Regions from separate parts of the Mus musculus genome. Here region 2 is linked to region 1. Evidence: chromatin loops called from intact Hi-C (ENCODE). Cell type or tissue: left cerebral cortex. All regions are shown on one strand. Each heading gives the region's core, and the rest is flanking DNA. Links, peaks and the distances in the headings are about the cores only.

Region 1 (12,080 bases), core at 1,403-9,402:
TTATGACTCCTGTCCCCAAATAAAAGTACCCAAGGCTACTGATGGTTGAAAACAGCCAGTGGAAGAATACAGGTTGAGTTTTATAAGTTTTTAGTTTTGTGTTTTTGAAGTTTATATCATTTTCTTTTTGGAAAATTTTGCTTGCCAGAAATAGGTAAACAAACAGCCTTTTTTTTTCTCTTTTTTTAAACCTTGTTTATTCCCCCATTTTATGTTTCTACCTAGAATTTATTTAACTACTCAAAATAGACTAAATAATTTCTTAAATTATACTTTTTTAAATCACAGAATTTCGGATGTAAAGTATTCCTGTAAAACATGGTTGCAGCTACCTGAAGGGGTAGGCTATGATCCTCTCAGCGGTTTGGAGTGGACTCTTTCAGAACGCGATGGAGAGCAGGAGGTGGCTCAGTGGGTAAACGTGGTCCCTGTGCAAGCTTGACGAGCTGCCTTCCGTCCTAGGACTCGGAGAGAAAGCTGGATGCAGTGCTGTGGAGCTGTTAGCCCAGCACCCCGGGGCCAGATGGGAGGTGACCAGAATCAGCACAAAGTTTGTGGTCCTGCTAGTCTGGAGTACACAGCACAACAAACGAAAGAACTGCCTCAAAAAGGGGCAGAGGGATAGCCCAAACCCTTGAAAAGTCTGCAGGCCTTCACACATGTACCGGCATTCAGTTTACTGCAGGTTTTTAAATGCACAGACCCCGCCCCTTCCTACCTTCACATTTCCTGTTCCTCGTCACCTGAAATATAAATCAGGGGACTGAGCACATGTTGAGCAACTGCTGAGCCACTGAGCCTGATCCTCACCTTCCAGTGTTGCTTTTAATCATGTCAGGGTATATGCACTTCAATATGCTCATTGATACCACAACAGACCTCCGTCTCAGGGAATAGATGCCGCAGACCCTCTGGGCCCCTTTGTCTGCGTGGAACGGGTCTCTAGTCTCAGGTGGGCAAAGCGTCGAATAAATTGACAGACAGATGCACACAGGAGAGGTTGTGTAGTATCTGAATGTAATGTCAACTCGAGTATCAGACTTTTTATACAGAAGACAATAAGGAAGTTGGGTGACATACAAAGAAGTTTGGGTACAAAGAGGTTTCTGGATTCTTACATAAAACAGAGGAATGCAAACACAGAAGGTCTAACAGGAACCACCTGGGATAGAATTCATTGTTAACAACTGGGATCAACAAGGGCTCCACCTAAGATTCACTAATCTTAGAAGTCAGGCTCAAGGGCTTCATGCCCTTGCCATAGTTCCTATTTTAGTCTATTGTATAGTCCACCTTCCCCTTAGGTCTTTAGTGATGGTAAATTCCTGTGTAAGGGAGTGACTAGCTTTTATTCAAAGTGGTAGTGTAGTATCAGAGACTATTCTGAATGTCAGTGAATAGCAACATTTTTACTGAATTTCAAGCCCATGATCTTTCTCAAGGATGTTCTAGGACTGTTGGAACACTGGCGGAAGGCTTTAACTATGTCAGAATTCAATCTTAAAAGGCACTTATAGGATAATACTAAAAGAGAGCACGTGGATCCATACACTAGACTAATGCAGGAATGGAAAATTAATGTATGGGTTAGAGAGAACACCAGACTCCAGGAGCGAGTTTCTATGAAACTCTTTTGCCTCATGAGTAGCTTTTAAGCCTCAGCCTGTCAAGCTGACTCAACCGGAGAGCGTGGCAAATAGACAGTGCTGCAGTTAGGAACGCTAGGAGTACTTGAATGTGCAAATCTGTTATGGATAGGAGTTTTGATTACCTTTGCAATATGTTTTTCTTGTGAAATTAAATAGCTTATGGATTCGTATACGATAGCTATAGATACCCTTGGTAAAGCTAAAGAAATTCAGGATTGTAAACTGACTAAATTAACTCAGAGAAGTGCCTTACCCTTTCATGAAAAAGATGAGTCCTATCTATTAGGGTTGTGGCCTGTCCCTCTAGGGATGATATAGAAGTTTGGTTCCTAAATAGTCTTCCTTCCTACTGTTACTGTCTGAAAGGTTTTGCTTGCTGTTATTATCCGAGAGGTTTGGTTGCTGTTACTAACTAGGTTGGAACAGTATTGTCTGGTCTCTGAACAGGTGGAACTTTGATACGAAGGAGTGAATTGATGACTCACATCTTAAGTACAACGAGCTGATGGACAGGTTGCAGAAACTTTGCTAAAACTGCTTAAACGTCTCCATATGACATGGTCTGATTTGGGCTTGGATTTCTTCTAACTCGATATGGAGATCATAAGAAAATAACTTAACCTCATACACCCCAAAATGCCAGTGTCTACTAACTAATTCAAAAGAGTAGTGTAGTTCAGGCCCATTAGCAACTGTATGCATATGTCTACAGCCATACTACCCCAAACATATAGAGTTTAGTCTGGTCTTGGAAGGTAGGCAGAGTTGGCCCTGGTTAGCACTTGGATGTAGAAAACATCAAGAGTTTGATTGTGGAATCCACTTGCTGGCTCCCAACTGATTGAATTTAGAAAGCAGCTTGGTACTTACCTAGTTTTCCAAAGATAGTGCAATTTCAAAATTAGGTTACGTTATACTCAGCATTTCTACTGTTTCTTTGAGTTCACAAAGCAATAAGATTTTAAGTTGGTGAAACTACTCTTACCTCTAAACACACAGTTACCACAGTGGTTTGTGTCTCTATCTTTCCCAAATCCATAAACTGTCGCGCCCGCTCTCGACCAGCAAGAACGACGCGACCACCAGTCCTTCTAACAGCAGTTTATTCAGTCCTGATTCTTCTTGTTTATATCTCCCCCGAACCCTGGGCCTCTCACTCCTTTTATACTCTCTCTCATCCACGCACCGCAGGCCACGCCCCCTCGCCAGTCACGAGGCTTCAGCTAATCAGTGCAGCAGGGGCAAATCTCCACCAAATTGGATTCACCTGTATCCTGGTACACCTGCGCAGCACTCAAGATGTTTGTGTCTTATATGAGGAAGTCAGGTGCAAGTCATATGACTTAGCTGCAGTCCCTGGCGCCTTTGGGACTGCCGCCACACCCGCTCCCCACAATAAACCACTATATGGAAGTGGAGACAACTCTTCCGATGCTACTTGAGGCAATCAGAACTTCTGGATGAGAGCAGAAGTTCCATCTCCAGGCGGGACTGAAGCTAACAATGACAAGCCGAGTAACCAGCAAACAATCAATGATAAAAAAGCAGAGTCAGGACTGCACCTGGGGACTTTGATTCTGACTGCCAGACTAAGGCATTCTGGGGAAAAGATGGCAGCAGCCCAGAGAAAACCAACCAGTCTGTGGGCTAGCCTTGATATGAAATGGTATATGTGTGCTCTGGCCACAGCCAAACACTGCTCATCACTTCCTATCACTTGGAATTGTATGATTACTGGATTTTACAGGCTGAACAAGTTAGTTCTTGAATAAAGAACGGAAATGTTCTGTGAGTACTAATTGAAAGGGTACTTGGTAGCGAGACACTAAGTTTCCCAAAGACAAAGTCTTTGAATTCCATTAAGTCAATTCAGGTAGCAAGCTGAAGGGGGGCTTTTTTTTTTAAAGTTGTCTAAACTAATATGAAATTTCTCTCTTGCCTTTTTTGCATACATGAAAAATAACATAATTTTGTTGCAGCAGCAATACTCCAGGCTAAGCTGGCCCATCAGCTTTTACTCCCAGGAGATTCTCCTGTCTCTGCCTCTCATGTCTCCTAGGAGTGCTGGGATTACGGATACATGCCACCACATGCAGCCCTCTATCTTACATGGCTTCAGTGCTCGAATATAGGTATTCATGCTTATACCCCTTGATATGCTATCTTTCCAGCCCTCCCCTTTCTAAAGTTTTTAAAATCCTTAGATTGGTGGAGGCAGTGTGAAAGGAAGCCCCATCTATAATCCAGGAATAACTACCAGACTAACCTTAAACAAATGCCTTAATCTCTTTTCTACTATCCACAGGTCACTTATAAAATAAGGTCCTTTCTGATTCTAGCATACAATCAGATCAAGGCAGATGTCGCAGGAGACTCAAGCGTTACTCACAAAGCAGTTTCGGTGGCTGTAAACAGGCTGTGACTGAAACCACTTCCAGTCTATTAGCGTGTTCCTTGATAAACTGCTCAGTGAGGTACTGAGACTCTGGTGCAGTTCTCCAGCCCTCTCAGCACGTGGTTGTGTTCAACCCACAGTAGCTAAAAGAAGAAAGTCAAGACTTCACTGAGTTACAATTAGAAAAGAGCAATGGGAGGTGATAGAGACCCAGAGACATGGAGTACTGCCTAAAGGATTTCTTTACCAGGTTATCTTGTTAGAAACCAAGATCCTGGTTTCTAATAGCTCTTACATAGCCTACCCACAAGGCTGTGAAATGGAAGTCTTTCCTCAAGAGTCATTAGAATCCTTAGTTTAAAACAAAACAAAACAAAACTCGCTTCCACTTTGGCGCTGTTGTTGCATTCATGCTGATAAACATATGGTGTGCTCTCGAATTCTGGTTAGCAACAAGGTTGTCTTTATTGTTGTCTATCTTATGTAGAGTTTCCAGTCCCTGATAACACTCTCAAGATCTAGAAAGGAAGAAGAGGGATTTTCAGTTGTGTTGGTTCTACTCTCCAATGGCAGATGCCCCTGCCCCAACACCAACCACATCACTCACTGCCTTATCAGTGCTGAAATGCTGTGCTCATTCTGAGGCTAGGACAGCATCGCATGACCTGACATTACCCTATCTAACCATGTTGAATGAGTGTTTAAACAAATTCAAAATAGGACTAGAGTCTTGGATTTGGCCCAAAAGACCAAAGCTCTTCTTCCCTCGACTTAAATGACAAACTCTGGGTATCGTAACTACCTGGGTTGCATTTAACCTGCCGCTGAGGAAAACCTATCTAATTTATCCAATGTACTTCAGGATTTTCAAGTAATTTCCGATGGGCACAGAGATTCAAACGCCACGCTGTAAGAGGACCCACCTTGCCTGTTTCTTCCTATTAAGGCTTCTATGCTCCCATTCCTTATACTGGGAGAGCTGAACTGCTATTAGGATTGTAGGCCAAAATACTCATCCCCAAAGTTTCTATGAAGAGTGCTTTTCAGACACCGTGCCTTCAGTCTAAAACAGGGTGATTTCATAACCCTTGGAGGGATGGAGTAACTATATTCCACAGAAATCTGATACACAATTTACAAGGAACTTGGGGGTTTAAATACACAATTTCACTTAAGATTGTTTCGTGTTCTGACTGCTACCGGGCTACATAAGATACAGGAAGTTACCTATGGCTTTAGTTACCTTGTCAGTAACAAGAGATAACGTTAGCAGAGGAAACAGGCACAGATACAGTTCTGCTCAAGGGTCCCACTAAATCAGAGGTGGGCAAAAATCTGAGCTCCGTGACTGCTAGGAGAGTGAGTCAGCCAGCTGCCACACGGTGGCAGGATTCCCCTGTCCAAAACCCTATGTTGTCAGACACACAGATTTGCTAAGTATAGTCAGTCTCTTCTTTGTGTTTGAGTGTTCATTTCTAACTGTGTTTCCTTTTCTGTTTTCAGGGGTTCTAGATCCTGTTTGAAACATTAACCAACAAAATGTTTTCCCCATGAGATTAGTGTTAGCTTTCCCAAGAAGCCAGCCCCTGCCTCCATTTGCTTCGAGTATCGATGCTCTAACAAAAGATCATGAAATCACAATAATAAAAATGGCTGACAACCTAGTACATGGTTACTGTGGGTGAATGCTTTGTAAGCGCTCCATTTGTTTCTCACAGTGATCCTGACACAAGGATGGTACTCATCTTTATTTTATAGACAAGGGAAATGGGGTTAGATAGATCTAGAAAGTATTAGTGGTCCAGGGATCCCTGTTCCCAGAGCTACACTGAAACTATAACCCACTGTGTTGCCAACAGTGACCTCAACGCTTAAGTGTTCTACCTGTCACACCTCCCAAGTAGCTGAGACCATAGGCAGATGCCTCCATGGTTAGCATTTGAGCTGCTACTCTTAACTACGGTGAATCGTAAGGAACTATTAGGTCACAGGGACATGTTCAAGTCAACTTTCTATGATCAGGTAAATGGTTGATTGGTGACATAATTGTTATCCTAAGACTGCATCATGCCTTAAAGAAGAACCCAAATTCTTTACCAAACTATAGAAGGACTCTTGAACCCTCAGATCGAGCATGTCCTACACCCTTTGATTTGAACAACTGACTATTGCAAAAAGAATTTAGGTTCATAGAAACACAATAGCATTAAAAAATATTAATTTGCTCTACAGATGTAAGGAGCAGATGTAGTGAATTCCCAGTCCAGTTACAGCACCCACATCACCTTGTTGGCTGCTGCTTGTTTTTTTTCCTAAGCTGATTTCGACCACAGCTCTTTCCCACTCCAGGGAGGCTGTGTGCACCTCTCGGCAGTCACCATTCCCTATCGGAAATAGGAGCAAGAGCTGTGCAATTGCCAAGTACTTACCTTTCGTCCTGGGCATCGCCCTCCTTCACTCCATTCTGTCTCTGCATGCACTTTTCTTCTTTCCTGGAGCAGCTACTTTTTTCCATCTGGATAAACTTGCCCTTTGGAAAACAGCTCAATGGTTACCCCATGGAGGCTTTTCCGGGTCCTATAGCTACTCTCTCATTTCTATTCTCATCACACAGTGGGCTCTAACCTGGAATGCACACTCTGTATTTTACTGTTTCTTTGAGCTCCTCCTTGCATCGTGGGCTGCCCCCTTACCATGAATGACTGGGGTTTATTTACGATGGTTACCTCTGACATCCAGTGAATGTGTTTTATTTATGTTGCTTATCTGTGACATCTATTGCTGTACCAGTTATTTAGGAGGGTCTTATCAGATGTTGAAAGCATGAGTAAGACAAGTATACTCTTGATACAGGTCTCTCCAGAGGTAACTGCCCCGGGGCCCATTTCTACCTCTCTCAGCCTCCTAGCCCAGGAGTAGCTGCTCTGTTGTGTTTCTGTGACCAAGAGGCCTTGAGGAAGGACTCAATGCAGGTAGTAGACACAAGCTATGAAACAGGATGTAAAGGTGATGGTTTCTTTGGTTCTAATTATGTCATAGATTTTTTTTTCCTTTCTGGGTGGTGAACAAGTCCACTAAAAGACATTTGCTAAAGAGTAAAATCCAACGTGAAGCGCCACAGCTTCTGCTCTAACTCTATAGACGATTATTAAGATGTGTTGTTTTGGGGTTTGTTGTATAATGTTGTTTTGTTTCATTTTTTTTTCTTACAAGTTTTCTTTTTATAATAAAGGTTTTTGTTTGTTTGTGTGTTTGTTTGTTTGTTTGTTTGTTTGTTTTAAGATGCTTGGACCCTAACAGGTCAATGAATTTTGCGGTTTCTGGTTTGTTCTCTTTTTGTAAATATTATTTTCCCCCTGTGTTGGAATATGCAGCTTTAAAATCCATCCATCAAAAAAGCTCTGTCAATATAACTTCTCAGCTTGCAATTATCCCAGAGAGTTTGGCTGTGATGAAAATAAAGCAGATGCTCTCTGCTTTCCTACTTCCGACTAATAAGTCTGGCTTCATAGGTACAGCCAGTATCTATCAGTCTCCCATGGCCTAGCACACGCTGGTGTGAAGTACGTAAATACTCTCACTCTGCACTGTAGAGTACAGATACTGTTTGATTCCTCATTAAAGAAAGCTGAAATGTGGGGTAACTTGTACATGGAAAGTGTTGGAACAAGATTTAAACAACTTCACAACACTATGTTTAGTATGTGCTCTACATTATTGTAATTAGGATTCTCCTGTAACGGGGATGGGGCACTTTGCAAGGTAATGGTGACTTTCTGATTATGTAGCACATCTAGGCAGGTGTTGGCCCAAACATTAATCTCAAGAGGTTGTTCTACTAATGGAGTTCATGCTAATGTTAGCAAATGGCGATGTCCTATTTGTCAGTAAAATGGCTTCTTCATCGCCATTCTCTCCACATCTGGAATCTTTGTCAGTCTTTGTCATCATCTCCAATCATACACTCTCCAGGCCAGATGGCTTTCCAAGCCAGCTTACTCACATTAACTCATTGACTTACAACAACCCTATGAGCTGAGCATTCTATGTTTATCCCTAGTTCATGGAGGAGTTGTCCAAGACCATATGCTAACACATAAAAGAGCCAGGTTATACCACAGCCACTGGCTGAATCCCACTGCTACACTAAATTAGCTCTTAATACTGACACTTAAACGACATACTTTAAATTTATTTTCCATCATCACAAATAAGATGCATGTTATAAATTTTAAAATAAAATAACAGAGATATATAGCACAAAATCTCCACACACAAATGACCCAGAGATAATACTATTATCTTTAGTAATCACATATTTTTAAAAACCAATAGGGGTTTTTTTTCTTTCTCCTTCCAATATATCTGAGGTATTCTCTGTGACTCTCCAAAGCTACAACTCATGGTTTTGAATGACCATGTTGTAACATACAGCACTCTTTCTTCTGGTTGGCATTTGAGTTCGTCTACCATATTTTTTCTTATTAGAAACAAATTGTTAAGGAAGGTAAAGACAGACATGCACATAATTTGTGTACAGATCTCAAAGGATGGATTCTGAACCATTTTTCAGAGTCATGGGACACATACATTTAAATGTTTTACTAACCATTTTCCCTTCAAAATACCAACAAAAGGTAGTATAACAACCAATCATATCAACAAAATACGAAGAGGGCGGACTCTGCAACCTTTTTCACAAAAATGGACTTATAGTTACAGTCTTCATTATCACAAATTCTCGGCTAACACTTGGATTTGTTAATGCTGCATGAGACTGGAAATTGTCGGCTCACTGGTTGTTTACAGTTCCTTAATGTTTCATTGCAATAGGGTAATTACTGTTTTCTGGAAAGTTTCTCCTCCGCTGGCTTCTTTTCTGTTTTTTTCTAAGGTCTCTTTGAGTCTCCATCTAATAATACAATGATAATGGTTGTTGTTGTTGCTAATATTACTGTTGCTACTACTACTATTAACTACTACTACTAACTACTACTATTACTACTACTACTAACTACTACTACTATTAACAACTACTACTGTATTAACTACTACTATTACTATTACTACTACTACCTACTACAATTAACTACTGCCACTACTACTACTACTGCTGCTACTAACTACTGCTGGTACAACTAACCACCATTACCACCACCACCCCTACTACAATTCATGAAAGCTGTGTTTCTGACATATATTAAATGCTTAGATAGAGCATTCTTATTATTGTTTAGAGATAGAGTAAGCTGGGAATTCTCACTACATTTGTACCCCAGTACTCAGCTACTAAATCAGGCTATAATCTCTCCCAAATAAGCATGAATTATCTCCAAAACTCTTTCCAAGTCTCATTGTTTCATATACACACATTCTGTAGATTGTTTTATCCTTCTCATGGGCTTCGGAAGGAATATTTCTCCTGAGTCCTTGCTCCAAACAGCCAACAGCTTACTAGATATTGCCAAATGGGTGTACAGGGAGTACCTCAAACACAGCACAGGCAACGTGGAAATCATTATCTCCCTAAGTCTTATGTATCTCTCCTCCAGGATGGTCTCCTCTGCCAGCACTGCCCATTACATATTTATCTCGTTTTCAGGCCGGGGACTTCAAAGCCAACTTGAGTCTTGCCACTGACATACTTCACATCTAATTGGTTTCAACTCAGATGGCAGAATGTTTCTCAATATATCGTCAATACATTCCTTTCTTATAGCTTAGGTACTTAGGGGTCTCAGCATCCTTCTCTTAGGCTATTGGATCTGCCTGCCAGTGTGCTCCTTACTTCTCCCTACTTGTCTTTCACATCCATTGCTATTGAAGTTCATGTCTGAAAGCTGATAACTGTTATCATATCCTGTTCGAAGTTCTTCCATAGCTGCCTTCTGTATAAGTCTGAACACGTAGTATAGTTTATGAAAACCCCATGGTATGGCCCAAATATTTCACCTCAAGTTTATCCACAGCTTGCTATTATCTATGAACCTTAAAGTGTAACAACTCACGACAGCAGTTTCTTCACAACAGTGCTTACCGAGGAACACCCACTCTGGCTTCTTTTCTATCTGTGGTTTCAGTCATCTATCTATGTTTGAAGATACCCTACCCTTCCTGCATGCCGTTTACACTCACAGTTTTGGCTTCACAACGTATTCCCTATCGTTTTTTATTTATAATTCTATTAAAACATACTACAGAGTAGTTTCAAACTGGTTCTGTGTATATTTTCTCCAAAAGGAACGTCTCTTGGACACATTGAGTATTTCTTGTTCTTTAGGAGCTTGACCTACGAACGATTAACCTGAAGTGCATCTGTGACTCAGGTAGAAACTTAACAACTTCCAAGTTTATTTACAAATCAGAAGTTCTCTCTGTCTTTTCTAACCACTGAGATCTTAAGCGGTGCCCTTGCAACTGTTGTTTTGCTCTGGAATTAACTCCTGCCCCAAGCAGCCCGTTCTGCTCTGACTTCTTTGCAGAGCCTCCATAGGACACGACTTCAGGCTGCTGGCTATGGCAGTCCAGTGTGGATTTCACTGAGTTCCCGGAAGGAGGTGTCACAAAGCACACGAGAGCACACTGGGACACGAGCGGGGTCCCAGGACATCTGGGACTGATTGTTCCAGTGCGATGCTGAAGCCGAGAGAGCAACTCCTGCCCTGCTTTTGGCCATCTGGGCTTTGGCAACTGCCCCATGGCTTTGCTCAGCAGTTCTTGGGAAATGAGATACGGGCTTGTTTCACAGAAAGAAAAACGTTTATTGACGCAATATCTACTACAGCAGAGGACTTCAAAAGACTCTTCTTTTCCCCTTATATGGGCTCTAGCTAGGTCTATATCTCATTGTCTTAGCAGAAAGAGAGCAATTAGAGACTTACAGTAAAATCCCAGCAGCCTTGCCTCTTCCTGGACAAATTAATGCTAGAAACTCAGTTTTCAGTGTCTCCACATGTAAAATGGGTTCTGGAGTACAGCCTGCTGAAGAGGCCTCTCTATATGCGGATGGAAACCCTTCAAAGCCAGGTTCTTTACATAGTGAAAGAGTAGGAACCTGAAATCTCATCAGCTTAAGTTCAAGCATGTAAAGAAACAGACTGCCTGGCGTCTGCATTGGCTTCCACAAATGTCCCCTAGTTTCTCCTCGTTTCACGGCACTGGTCACCTTGAGGCTACTGAGAAAACATATTCACTCCATTTATCTTGCATTCTTCCTTTTGGAAAGTTAGAGATACATTTTATTAACTCTTGGAGTATACATGATGTTTTGGCCATCTTATCTCTTACCCCTTCTCCTCCTAATCCACCTCTCGTCTTACCCACCTGGCTAACTTTGCATTCTCCATTTTTTAAAGCATTAGAGTCCTGCTAATGGCTACGTAATTTTACATGTATGTCTTTAATTTGTACAGATCATGCATGCTGTCCTAATTCATATGTACAGCTGCTGTAGACAGAGGACACGGTTGCCCTGTAGTCATCCAACCATCCCTGCCCCTTACAGTCTTTCTGCTCCCTCTTCTACAATGGTTCCTAAGCCCTGGGAAAAAGGGAGCATGTGTGGATGTCTCCTTTAGCTGCGCGCCGAGCAGTCACTTACTCAAAAAGGACAAATGGTTTACTCAGGTTCATGTGTTGCCCAAGTGTAAAGTGGGAATATTCCTTACCTTATTCTTAATAGAAAACACTAATATGGCCATATATATGACTCGTTTAAACATTACAGTTCATTATGTCTACCTTTCAGAAAAAGAATCACTATCATTATTGACATGTTATTATGATGTTGACAATAAGTGAACATTTAAGATTTAAGGCTTTCCTGAACCCAACAACTATATATGTTCTCATTAATTAATGCAGAGATGAGAGGGAAGCGTGGTTATTATAGTGTTGCATAACTGCAGGCTAAGGACATTAAGTATGAAAGAGATCTGAGAGTTGGAGTCTTGAGTTGTGAATCTGATTTTAGCATAGAAGCTAGACTTCTGCCTTCAGAAGCCACACTCTAACATTAGACAGACCTGTGGTAGATT
Region 2 (12,080 bases), core at 1,763-9,762, 480 kb after region 1:
ACATTTGAAAAGAAATAGAAATGGCCCATTGCTTCCTTAGTTTTCTTTGGAGATATTACTGGGTTTTTCTGTTGCAGTAGTTCAAAAACTGTAACATGGAATTCAATAAGAATATATATTTAGTAACAAACCGTGGCTGAGTTAAAGTTGGATATTTTTATTTACACATTACTCATTTACAGCAGTCATGTGAAACATTTCCTGAACCCTTTCTGTGCTCCAGTATTTTATCATCTTGGCTAACATTTGTGGGATGTGGTTGTCCATTTTAATGCCATGTTTGACTCATTACATTAATGGTTTTTAAAAATCTCACTAAGTATAACCAGGAAATACATTAGGAAAGTTAAAAATACAGCACTTTTAAGGTAAACAGATGAGAGGATAGTCATAGCAACAGGCCATGAAGAAACTACACAATAACAGGAAAGTAACAAAGCCAGGTATGAGATCACAAGACTCATTGCCTATGTATAAGTGAATGCGTAAATCCCTGCTCTCTCCAGGTGTGTATTTCTTCACCTTCAGCATGATGAAGCATGAGGACGTAGAGGAAGTGTATGTGTACCTTATGCACAACGGCAACACAGTCTTCAGCATGTACAGGTAAGTGATGGCTTCTATTACAGGTCTCGTGGATGCTGCTGTAACTTGATCGGGGCAAGTCTACAGCCAGGGAAGAGTTTAGGAATCAACAGGCTGATGTAGCAGTTTTGTTCGTCATGAGAACTCCTGTATTGGGTCAGATTATCACTTTGTTTGCCACCTGAGTTAACCAACCCAAGAGCAGCAAGAAACTAGTGCAGTCCATGTATAGGAGGACATTCATGACTTTTCTCATCTATGTGATCGAGTACTTGGGAAGAAGTGACTTAAGGGAGGGTCTATTTTGTCTACTAGATTGGGAGGATTCAGTCTGGCACAGCAAAGAAGGTATGAAGGAGTTCCTTGAAGGAGCTGCATGTGGTAGTGTTCCTCACGTCATCTCAGTGGGCCAGGGCCAGGGCCAGGGCCAGGGCCAGGCAAGCAGGGAGGATCTAGGGGTGATGTGCACTCAAGAGAGCACTATTGTAACCTACTTACTCCAGCTAGGCTCTTCCTTTTAGGGATTCCACAACACCCCCAAAACATTCCATCAGCTGGGAACCAAGTGTTCAAACACACGAGCTTGTTAGGGACATTTTCTATCAAAACCATAACAAGGAGAGAATGGATTCTGGTGACCATCAAGCCCTCTCCAGGCCCTTGATTTTCAAATAGCCATCCAGTTCTTCCTTCTTCCTATCCCGGGGCACACTTCTCTGTCTTGGTCTCCGTGGGAGATGGTCCTAAACCAGTTCAAAGTTAGAAGTCAGAGATGAATAGTCCTTTTCATACAGAAACCCCTCAGCTGGGTTTCTCTCTGGCTTCTGATTCTATCCTTTGTGGATAGTTTTCCTTTATTTTTCTCCATGGTCACATCCAAAGTGGCTTGGTAAGTTTTAGGTTTTTTTTTTTTTTTTTTTTTTTTTTTTTCTTCTTCAGGTTCCACCTCCTGCTGGTGTAGCTCTGAGAACTAAGGCAAAAGTCCCAAGTCTTTCTTACAAGACCGGGTCTCTGGCAGTAGTTTCCTTAGACACAGACACATAAGACTTTTGCTGCTTGCTCCCAGTCAGTAACATATGTTAGTGAATCATATCTAGTACACTTTTGGACAATTTTTAGCCTATTACTCTTGTGACCCATTGTTTGCCCTTTTCTAAATATAGTTACTATTTATTACCAAAGACATTTTAAATTAGTAATTTGGTTAGAAAGGCAATATTCTCTATTTATGAGATACATAGAGTATGACTCTGAATGAAAGTTTCTACCAGCAAAATATTGGTGCGGTAAATCTCTCAATCCCAAATATGCCTTGGCAATGAAAACACGACTCAATTAATATGAATACATGCTGTGTGCCTAGATTGGGCAGATCTACCGCTACGCTACCATCTTCCACATTATGAGACCCCTTACAACTTGTGGTTTCTCCAGGCCATGTGGTTCTGCTCTGCTTTTCTTCTTCTTCTGTATCCTCTCCCTCCTCCATTTTCTCCTTCTTCTCTCTCCACTTTCTGCTCCACCTTCCCTTTTATCTGCCCAGTCATCAGCTCTCCTTTATTTTACAAATTAAGGTGGGTAGCAGGTTTACAGGAAATCATCAGAGTACTGACTCATTCATTGTTCAAAGCCACTCACAGGAGAATGGAATTAACATCAAATGTAATTAGCCCCAGGGCTATCCACAACAAAACAACAGCTCTATCCCTGCTCTTCTGGGTATAAAAGTGCTTGGTTTTATTGTTCAGCCTTGTTAGGGCCCTGTTTGTTTAGAGTCTTACTCTCAAGCATGTTGTTATTCTCTAAAATCATCTGTGAAAAGCTGCAAGGAGTATTTGCCTCTTTTGAATCCTTTGTCTTAGGTGGTATGTGTATACCAGGTGGTCTGTGTTACTATGCTCTTTCTCAATGTCTTCTAAGCGTGACATGATGTCTTAGTTACTGTTCTATTTCTGTGAAGAGACACCATGACCAGGACAACTTATACAACAAAGCATTTAGTTGGAGGCCTTCCATACCATTTCAAAGGCTAAGTCCATGAAGATCATGGTGGGGAGCGTGGCAGCAGGCAGACAAGCATGGCACTGAAGGAGTGGTTGAGAGCCAACATCATCCTGTCCACAAGTTTGCAGGAGGAGAGAGAATGAGACTGATATGGGCTTTAGAAACCTCAAAGCCATCCCTCCATTACACATCTCCAACAAGGCCGTATCTCTGAAGCAGTCAATCAACTGGGAGTAGGCATTCAAATATATGAACCTGTGGAGGCCATTCTCATCCAAGCTACCACACACCAGTCTTTCTCTTCCTAGCTCACAATGTTTAATTCCACATTGCCTCCAGTCTGGCTGTTAGCAAGTGTAATATATTTTCACTTTAGCTGTTGACAGTCTCTTTGTTGAATATCAGATTCCAGACTAACAAGAAGGAAATAAATCATTATAATGAAGACTCTATGTAAAGGGTCAAGGATAATATAGTAGAGCTTTCCTTCTTCCTCATCTAACAGTCCAGAGAGGCTTGGTAAGATAATCCTGTATATATGTTCCTAGTCTGAGCAGGGGTAAGAGAGCTCTCTGCTACATCTTTAAGAACCCAGATGTTTAGGAATGGCTTTCAAGGCCATCATAGTAATTGCTGTTGATCATCTAGAGGCAAGGGAAAGGAAAGAAGGAGGTAGGTTTTAATAGACAGTTCTAGAAGTGTTTCATGCTATTTCCACTTTCATGTCATTTAAGTAACACATAGCCTCAACTAAAGCATAGGTGAAGATATGGACAGAATATACTGAAGACCCGGGTTTACACTGCAAAGATTAACTAGTGTGTTCCTCTTTTTCTTCCCAGCTATGAAACAAAGGGAAAATCAGATACATCCAGCAACCATGCAGTGCTGAAGTTGGCCAAAGGAGATGAAGTCTGGCTAAGAATGGGCAACGGTGCCCTCCACGGGGACCACCAGCGCTTCTCCACCTTCGCAGGCTTTCTGCTCTTTGAAACTAAGTGACAAGGAAGACAGGATATCTCCACTTTGGGGGCAATTTATAGCTGAGCTAGGGTTGTTAGGATATGAAGGATGTTGAAGTCGGGGGTTCTTTATGGAGCATTTAAGTGTTGCATTGGTCACACTGCTACTCATTCTAATGGCATACCAATAATGTTGGATGCTTCAGGGGCTCACTGCTACTCATTCTAATGGCATACCAATAATGTTGGATGCTTCAGGGGCTCACTGCTACTCATTCTAATGGCATACCAATAATGTTGGATGCTTCAGGGGCTAAGAATAGACCACAAGGTAATCTTTCCAGATGACCTTGGGAAATACTCAGCATTTTCATCACTCTTCTCTACATGTCTAAAGGGATTGCCACCTGATACAGGCTGGAAAAAAAGCACTCACCTCAAAGGATGCATTTGCATAGAGTTTTGGTGCTCTGTTTAAATGTAATATTGGCTTTCGAGTCAACCAAGTTTTCAGCTCATTGTTCATAATATTTCAGAGACTAGCCTGATTATGATGGGGCAAAAATAAGCCCACTTACTAGACTCTACATAGGAAAAACACTTCTGAAGTCTAAACTGGGAAATAGCATTTGGTTTAGTGGGTTTTATTCTTATACTCATTAATAAAATACATTTAGTCATTTCAGGTAACCTTCAGATAGGGCAATTATTTACAATGCTCACAAATAATTGGCTCCTCTTTTAAAACAAACAAACAACCCCATGTAGATAATATTGAGTTCTACTGGCTTAGACTTGCAGATATAAACTTTTCTCCCATCTGGCTTGCCACATCTTCTCTTTGCCATTGCATTCCTGGGGCTGTGGTAGAGCTCTCTTGACTCTGTACAACAAGCTGAGGTAAGATGAGGCTGATATAGTACAGAAGTTATCACATTTTTTTTAATTTGGGAATTATACCCAAATTTTTATATACACCGTGTTATATTGAATGGTCTGTAAACTTAATTAAATACAGGCAGACAAATGGATGCAAAGTAAAGTGTATTCCATTTATGAGATCCATAACAACATGTCTTAAATGTTTTCAATAAAAATGATATTATTTTCTCTATTATCATACTTGACTAATGTTCACAAATCAACTTTAATATGCCACAGTGTTATAGAAGGTGCTAGATGGTTTTTGCCTAGCTTTCCCCATCCCAGAATCTATAAAGAAAAAGGATTAAATTTGCCACCAAAACACCATTATGCTACCTGCTATAAGTTGACACAGATAGTAACATAATTTGGGGGCTGGAGAAGCGGTTCTGCGGTTAAGAACACTGGCTGTTTCCCAGAGGACTGACTTTTGCTGCCCAGCGTTCACGTGTCACCTTACAGCCATCTTGCCCTCAGATACAACACCCTCTTCTGGCCTCTGCAGGCACCAGGCATGCCTACACTGCACAGACACACATGCAGGCAAAAAACTCGTACCAATTACAAAATAAAATTTAAAAATTTAAAGCTTCTTACTTATTTAATCTTTTTGCTTTAGGAGGTTTTTTGTTTGCGTCTATATATTTTGTTATTGTTGTTGTCATTGTTGTTGTTGCTATTGATTTGGAACAGGGTCTCATGTAGCCCAGGCTAGCTTTGAAATTGCTGTATAGCCAAGGATGACCTGGGATTCCTGATGGCTCTTCTTCCACCCTCCAAGGGCTGGGATAACAGTTGTGTGCCACATGCCAAAAATTCCAGGCTTTATTACAAATAATGCACCATGAATATCCCTCATTTTAAAAATATCTGGACACAATTGCCTATGCATAATTCATATGATTGTTCCCCTGATTAGCTTTTAGAAGAGAATTTTGGCCAGAGAAAAGATCTGCAGTGTTGAGATCTCCTATCACACAGTCTGCTTTGCGGGGGGCTTCTGGATAACTCACTACTCTGGGAGGATTTGTAAAACATTATGCTGGCTAAGACTTGTGATTCATGTGTACATGATCCTGTATGTAAGCTTAAGTCATTCAAGCCACATCTGTACCACTGTTTTTTTGTTTTTGTTTGTTTTTTTTTTTTCAGAAAAATAGAAAGGCAGCAACCCTGATAAAATGTTAATGTCTCCATGTGGAAGTCAGCCATACCTTTCCATGAGATTTTTCCATTCCAGTTTATCAAAATGCAAAGGAAATAATAGGACAGAACAAGGCTGGAGCAAGGGTAGGCACTTGAGACAGCATCAGACAAGCAGAGAGCATTAGGGACCATGTGGAAGTTGTCTGCCTTTACCACGAGGCTGCTCATTCTGAGAGAGCACAGACCCCTTTCCCTGAAATATCTTAAAACTCAGTAGCTGGTTAAAAGTGTTTTGGCTACAACTATGTAGCATTTCGCCTTTGCTTTTATTATCTTCCTCACTTGTTAAGAATGGGTATGGGAGATTTCTAGCATTCAAGTCTGGCTCTATTCAGTTTCCTAGAGCTGCATCTGGCTACCTGCAAGCTCCCCCCATTACTAAGGGAAAAAGGACCTGTAAATGAGGATGGAATATTTGTGATTATTTTGTTGCATTTTAAAGGCTGAAAAAAGTTTCTAACTCAAAATTGTAACTGTCCGTAAAACTGACAGCTGACAAACCAAACTGACTTCTAAAACTCTCCCATTTAACCTGAGATGAATAATTCTGATATCCCAGACTCTTCTAAATGCTGGGATTATCCGCGTGCACAACACCGGCGTTTTAAGCGGTGCTGGACTCCGCGCACGGATTTAGCAACTGGTCTACACCCCTGGCCCTATGGGCATCTAGGAGAGGTTTCAAACAGTTGCAGGATGACAACTAGTTTTCAGGGCGGCGAGGGAGACACCCAGTGGTTGCCTTCTTACATTGATCTAAGGAGTTGAGTGCCTTTAATCACTTACTGGGGGGTGAGGGTAGCGATTCAGGTGGCTCGATGAAAGTGTCCGAAGAGGACTCGCACAACATGGGGTCAAGGACACAACTCATGACCTAAACCAAAGTTGAGCAGCTAAACCAACTGATCCAATGCTAGGGTGGGCAGGAAGTGCGCAAGCGCGCAGCCTTCCCGGACGGGGCGGGGCGAGGCGGGGTGCAGGGGGCGGGGCAGATAAACTGTGGCTCGGGCGCCGAGCCGCTCCGCTCTCACCCTAAGGCTGGCCATGGTGCTGCGTGGCGTCAGGGTTGTGGAGCTGGCAGGCCTGGCCCCGGGGCCGTTCTGCGGAATGGTCCTGGCGGACTTCGGCGCCGAGGTGGTGCGCGTGAACCGGCTGGGCTCCACGGGCGAGAATTTTCTGGCCCGAGGCAAGCGCTCGCTAGCGCTGGACCTGAAGCGCTCTCAGGGAGTCACGGTGTTGCGGCGCATGTGCGCACGCGCGGACGTGTTGCTGGAGCCCTTCCGCTGCGGTGAGCCCTGCGGTGCTGCGAGATGACATTCCCTCCTGCCCGATTTCTCCCAGCTTCTCTGACTCCTTCTTAAGACTTTTAATTTGCTTGATTCCCCCCCCCCCAGATTTGCCTTTATTATTTGGAGGTATTGAACCGTACGAGAATCTAGTGCAAGAGATAGACTGAAAAGCTTCACATAGGAATAGAGTCATTGACCCTTTGATATGTGATATACCCATGCTCTAAAGCCATTCACAGACCATGGTTAACCTTTCTCTAATTGCTGGTATTTCCAAGTTCCAGCTTCAAGATCACCTCATTTACTTTGGGCCATATGAAAACATTGTTTTAGTGCTCTGTAGACAAACGACCAATTTGTTAACAGTATCAGTTTTGAGCACTTGCATGCTTGGTGGCATGCACCTCCATCCGACTGTACATTGGTATTTGCAACTGTCACAAACCCTGAACCAAATCTGAAGGCATTCCTTCTGTATTAGCTCAGAGAATCCATTCCAACCAGCCCCTTACTAATATTGCCTGGTAGATACCAGGACGACAGTAAATTTGACAATAAGTGGGACGGGAGTGGGTGTCTAGGCATATTTATATTTAACTCTTTTAGTTCTCACAAGCATATCTGAGGACAGTACTGTAACATTTAAGATTATGTCACAATGTAAAAATGCTCCAATTGAAGATGAGGGTGGGTCAGTGTGATTAGTTTCTTCAGTTGACTCTTAATTCTGACAACTTTCACCAAAATCACAACAAACACTGTTAGTATCACTTGCAAGAGTGTGTTTTTGGTTTGCCCCGTAAAAGGAATTATTCCCATCTTTGATTCGTGCTCTCTTTAAAAACAAAACTGATAGGTTAGGGTTATTTTTCTGCGTGTGAAACGAGCCAGTTCAAGCCAGATTAGATTATATTAAAGGCAGGTTTATTGGGAAGCTCCTCTCTAGCAGTTCACTGGCCCTAAGGACCAGGGAAGTGTCCATGGGGAAAGGAAGGATAGGGAAGGAGAGAGAAAGAAAGGTCATAGGGGGGGGGGGAGGAAGAGGAAGAGGAGGAATGGGGAGCTTAAAATGTCTGGATTGTATAGAGAAGAGCCTCTTGGGGAAGAGCAGCCCAGGTCTGGGATGGAAAGTTCAGGGTTGGGGGCTGGAGCATATGCCAGGAAGGAACTGAGGGGTGCTGCGAGGAGGACCTGGAGCCAGGTCTATTTTGATATGTGATATATGCACCTCAGTCCTTGTCCCAGGAGCAAACAAAAACAACAACCACAAAACAATTGATTGCTTTCCTCTAAAGGTGTCATGGAGAAACTCCAGCTTGGGCCAGAGACTCTACTGCAGGACAATCCAAAGCTCATCTATGCCAGGCTGAGCGGATTTGGCCAATCGGGAATTTTCTCCAAAGTAGCTGGCCATGACATCAACTATTTGGCTTTATCAGGTAGGTTTGAAAGGCTTTTCTAAAATAATTTGAACTGGCTCCAAAATCAGGAAGTACAGTTACATTGCTTAACAAGGGTTTTTTAAACATTTAATTATTTTTCATTATGTGTGTATGTGGTTATATGCATGTGAGTATGTATGCTGGTGAGAGGGTCCTGGATCACCTGGAGCAGGACCATGGTAGGTTGCAAACCCTTCTAGGTGGGTGCTGGGAATCGAACTTGGGTCCTCTGGAAGAACAGTACATATTCTCAACCACTGAGCTCTCTTTCTAGCCCCAGCCTTGATTAACACGAATTTAAAAATGTGAAGATGTTAATGCATCTGGCAGAGAGAACGTGGTTGTTAAAACGGGTTGATTTGCTAGAACTGCTGTCCTTAAGCTCTGTCCCCACCCTAACCCATTTGAGGGCTAATAATCAGTAGTAGCACTGGTTTCCTACAATTGGGAAGTCAGTTTTAAGGAAGCCCCGACTAGGAGTGAGAGGCAAGGTAATATGATGGCTGGTCACTCTACTTAGTGGGAAAGTTGATTCAGTTTGATTCTGACATTCCTTCACCACGAATCACTTGGAGCCATCATTCCAGACATCTGTGAACCCGGCTCAAAGCCCATGGTTTTCAGGTCTCGCTATCACTTCGTTAGAATCTGCATCCGTGAGGACGGGTTTTCAAATAGCCTGGCTCTATTATGTATAAGAACTGCATGTTACTGATGAAAGCAAATCTACTCTCTGTAAGAAGATATTGAAAGGTTGAATATAAACCTTCCTGACTGTCCAAAGTATAAAATGGGCTTTCCACATATTTTCAAAACTTAATTCCTGTTCCTTTTTGGGTATGATTATATTCTTATATCTCTTTTTAATAAAATTCAAAATGAATTATACTGTTTTAGAGCCAGGAAAAAATGGGTAGTAATATGTCTTCTTTAAAACTTAGTTAGTGAAGACTTTAATAAAATATTGAAAATGTCGGTTGGGATGGTTTTTTAAAATCTTTTTGTTTGTTTGTTTGCTTGCTTGCTTTTATGTAAGAGGACGCTTTGTAAGTGGACTCAGTGGATTCATAGTTTGAAGAGCATTGTGCACCGTTTTCACTTAGGGCAGTGACTATAAAAATCGGCTGTCCTGCTAAGGTATTCTTGTGTTCACTTAAAAGGGGCGTTCAATTTGTTGTCCATGGTGCAGGCGTTCTGTCAAAGATTGGCAGAAGCGGTGAGAACCCCTACCCACCGCTGAATCTCCTGGCTGACTTTGGCGGTGGAGGCCTCATGTGCACACTGGGCATTGTGCTGGCTCTCTTTGAACGCACACGCTCTGGCCGAGGGCAGGTCATCGATTCAAGCATGGTGAGTATCAGTTGGGGGCAGAGCGGGATGCTAGGTTTGCCATTTGTGCCTCAGTATCACGTGTGACTGCCTCAAATCTTTCTGAGTGAGAGAGACTGGGTCTTTCTGGGTAGGTCTGGCTGTCCTGGACCTCAGGAAGCCCCCCCTCCCTCTGCTTCCTGAATGTAGGGATTAAAGATAAATGCCAACATGTCTGGCAAGAGGTCCTTTGCTTTAAAATAGCCTCACCCTTTTGTATGCATCAGAATGCCATATTGAAGCCACCTATGGGGTGCTTTAAACCTTATTTATTTAGTGTGAGTGTGTAAGAATGTATCTGGAGGTCAGAGGACAAGGTTGGAGAGTCAGTATCCTCCTTTACCTATGGCTTCTGGGGAACTCAGGTTGTCAATCATGGCTGCAGGCATCTCCAGTAAGCCATCTCTAGCAGCATGCTCTAAACTTGTAACAACTCGCCTGATTCCTGTGTTGTATTTCAATGTTTTTCTCCAAGTTATCTTTTATGATTAAACTAGAGCTACCAAGTAACGATCCTTCAAAACTGAGTTTCAGCAGTGGTTTGCAGCCAGTGGAGCAGGTTCTTAGAGATGCTAAGGAAGGCGGGCCTTCCTGTCCCGACCTCTTGCTGCCTTTCTTAGGAGATGCTTCAGTTTCACGTTTCTCTGTGTGAACACTCATTTCCTCCAGCTGAGTCCTTTCTCTGTGTGATCTCTATCTTCAGCCTGGGTGAATATATAGTTTCCTCAGCTTCTGGCACGGGTATGATTCAAGGTTCCCATTGGATGCATGAAACTGAAGATAACTCTAAACTTAATGTTATTTCATTTTACCCAGACATACCTACATACACAGTGTATAAATTAGACACAGTAAGAGATTAACAATACTAAAAACAGAACAGTATAAAATATGTACTAATAAAGTTTACTTACAGAGTTCCCTAGTTAATATTTTCAGATGGCTGTTAATCTAAACTGTAGCTATTGGAAGTGAGGGGGCGCGTAAAAGGAGAGAGCTGTACTTTGTTCTGAAGCAGGGACACTTCCCTGAGGTCTCACAGATCCTGGTAAGGGTAAAGTCCAGAGCTCGCTCATGCAGTCATGCTGAGAGATCTTTGGAAGGCAAACAGAAAATGGATTTGAGGGAGGCGAGAGACTAGAACCAGAGAGACCAGTTAACTGGGGGTTTACTGAGCAAATGAGGGAGGGCGCGTGCTGAAGCAGTTAATGTCAGAGTCAGACTGGATTAAAGAATGCTGGGTGCAAAATTGCTGCAGAGGGTTGCAGTGGGGAAAGAAGAAAGAAGTGAGGACAGAGGCAGATTTCTAGCTTGTAAGCTAAGGGGTGGTATCACCAGCTCCCAGGGGCAGGCTGATGAGGGAAGAGACCGCCAGCTGTGTGCAATTGACAGCTCCCTTCTTTCCTCCTCCCTCTGCACTTTACCAGCTCTGTCATCTCCGGGGTTACTCTACAACCTCGTCAGATTTGTAAAATGAATACTAGGCCAATGTGTCAGAATGGTTAGGGAATGTAATTAGTCTGTCACTGTGTAGTGAGTGTGCTCTGACTTCACTCTGTGAGGGTCTGTGATTGTGGGGTTTCTTTTCCCAGAGTAAAAGGAAGGTAGTTTTGTTCACCTCAAGTTTGAAGTAGCTTTTCCGTACCCTGAGGGAATAAGTAAGTAGGAGCCAGGGGACAGCTCTTGCAGTCATTTGGGAATAAGCTGGGAGCCAGGGGAGCATCTGTGGTTCCCTGAAGAGGTGACAGAATGCTAATGTGTAGCACTGAGTAGGAAAAGAGCAGCATGGGGGAAGATCAGTAAGCCTGGAACAAGAAGGGAGGGTCACCATGGAAACCAAGGTAACAAAGTTTCAAGAGACACTTTTTTTTTTTTTTTCTAGACTATGTTTCTCTGTGTAGCCCTGGCTGTCCTGAAACTCACTCTGCAGACCAGGCTGGCCTCGAACTCAGAAATCCACCTGCCTCTGCCTCCCAAGTGCTGGGATTAAAGGCATGTGCCACCACTGCCCCGGCTCAAGAGACACTTCTAATGGCCAGAGGGTCAGAGGCCTGTGGGTACCTCAGGATTGAGAATGTAAATTGTTGTGGGTCACAGGGTCACTGTGCAAAGCCCTTCTCAAACTGGATTTGCTCACCTTGATCCTTGGTTGGCTGTTTGCTTCTCACAGATGATGCTAAGCCCTGTGCTGTGTCTGTTTCTTGTGATCCTATTGTGGAGCACAACGCACCCCGCCCCTTTGGTCCCTCTCTGTAGTGTGCTTTGGGAGGTGTGGTGTGGGGTTTGCCATTTCACTCTGG

What was found. Hi-C counts contacts between places; a loop is a spot of excess contacts. Peaks named below come from ENCODE experiments on the same cell type or tissue, not always from the same donor. Only the 100,000 strongest peaks of a DNase experiment are listed, where the experiment ranks them.
Region 2: a loop joins it to region 1, with 2.8 times the contacts of the local background. A loop is called at or near these places in 3 of 42 quality-filtered maps.

The regions. Positions count from the first base shown.
Region 1 is chr15:10,495,618-10,507,697 of GRCm38, forward strand. Ttc23l (tetratricopeptide repeat domain 23-like) reads right to left here. Exons shown (of 13, transcript NM_001378877.1): 12 at 6,474-6,574; 13 at 4,485-4,562. The coding sequence ends at 6,499. It also overlaps a transcript of Rad1 not described here. Among named protein-coding and RNA genes, the nearest start is that of Rad1, 16 kb to the left of the region's middle. In left cerebral cortex, for the core only: a CTCF peak has its summit at 5,417 (motif pointing right); a DNase peak (open chromatin) is centred at 5,418.
Region 2 is chr15:10,975,085-10,987,164 of GRCm38, forward strand. C1qtnf3 (C1q and tumor necrosis factor related protein 3) reads left to right here. Exons shown (of 6, transcript NM_030888.4): 5 at 507-606; 6 at 3,432-5,078. The coding sequence ends at 3,591. Amacr (alpha-methylacyl-CoA racemase) reads left to right here and starts at 6,672. Exons shown (of 5, transcript NM_008537.4): 1 at 6,672-6,969; 2 at 8,266-8,409; 3 at 9,602-9,762. The coding sequence starts at 6,726. Gm34315 (a long non-coding RNA gene) reads right to left here and starts at 6,549. Exons shown (of 3, transcript XR_383838.4): 1 at 6,468-6,549. Gm52174 (a long non-coding RNA gene) reads right to left here and starts at 3,435. Exons shown (of 2, transcript XR_003951471.1): 1 at 2,604-3,435; 2 at 138-1,328. In left cerebral cortex, for the core only: a CTCF peak has its summit at 6,429; DNase peaks (open chromatin) are centred at 6,444, 6,669 and 6,907; H3K4me3 peaks cover 1,717 bases; H3K27ac peaks cover 1,659 bases.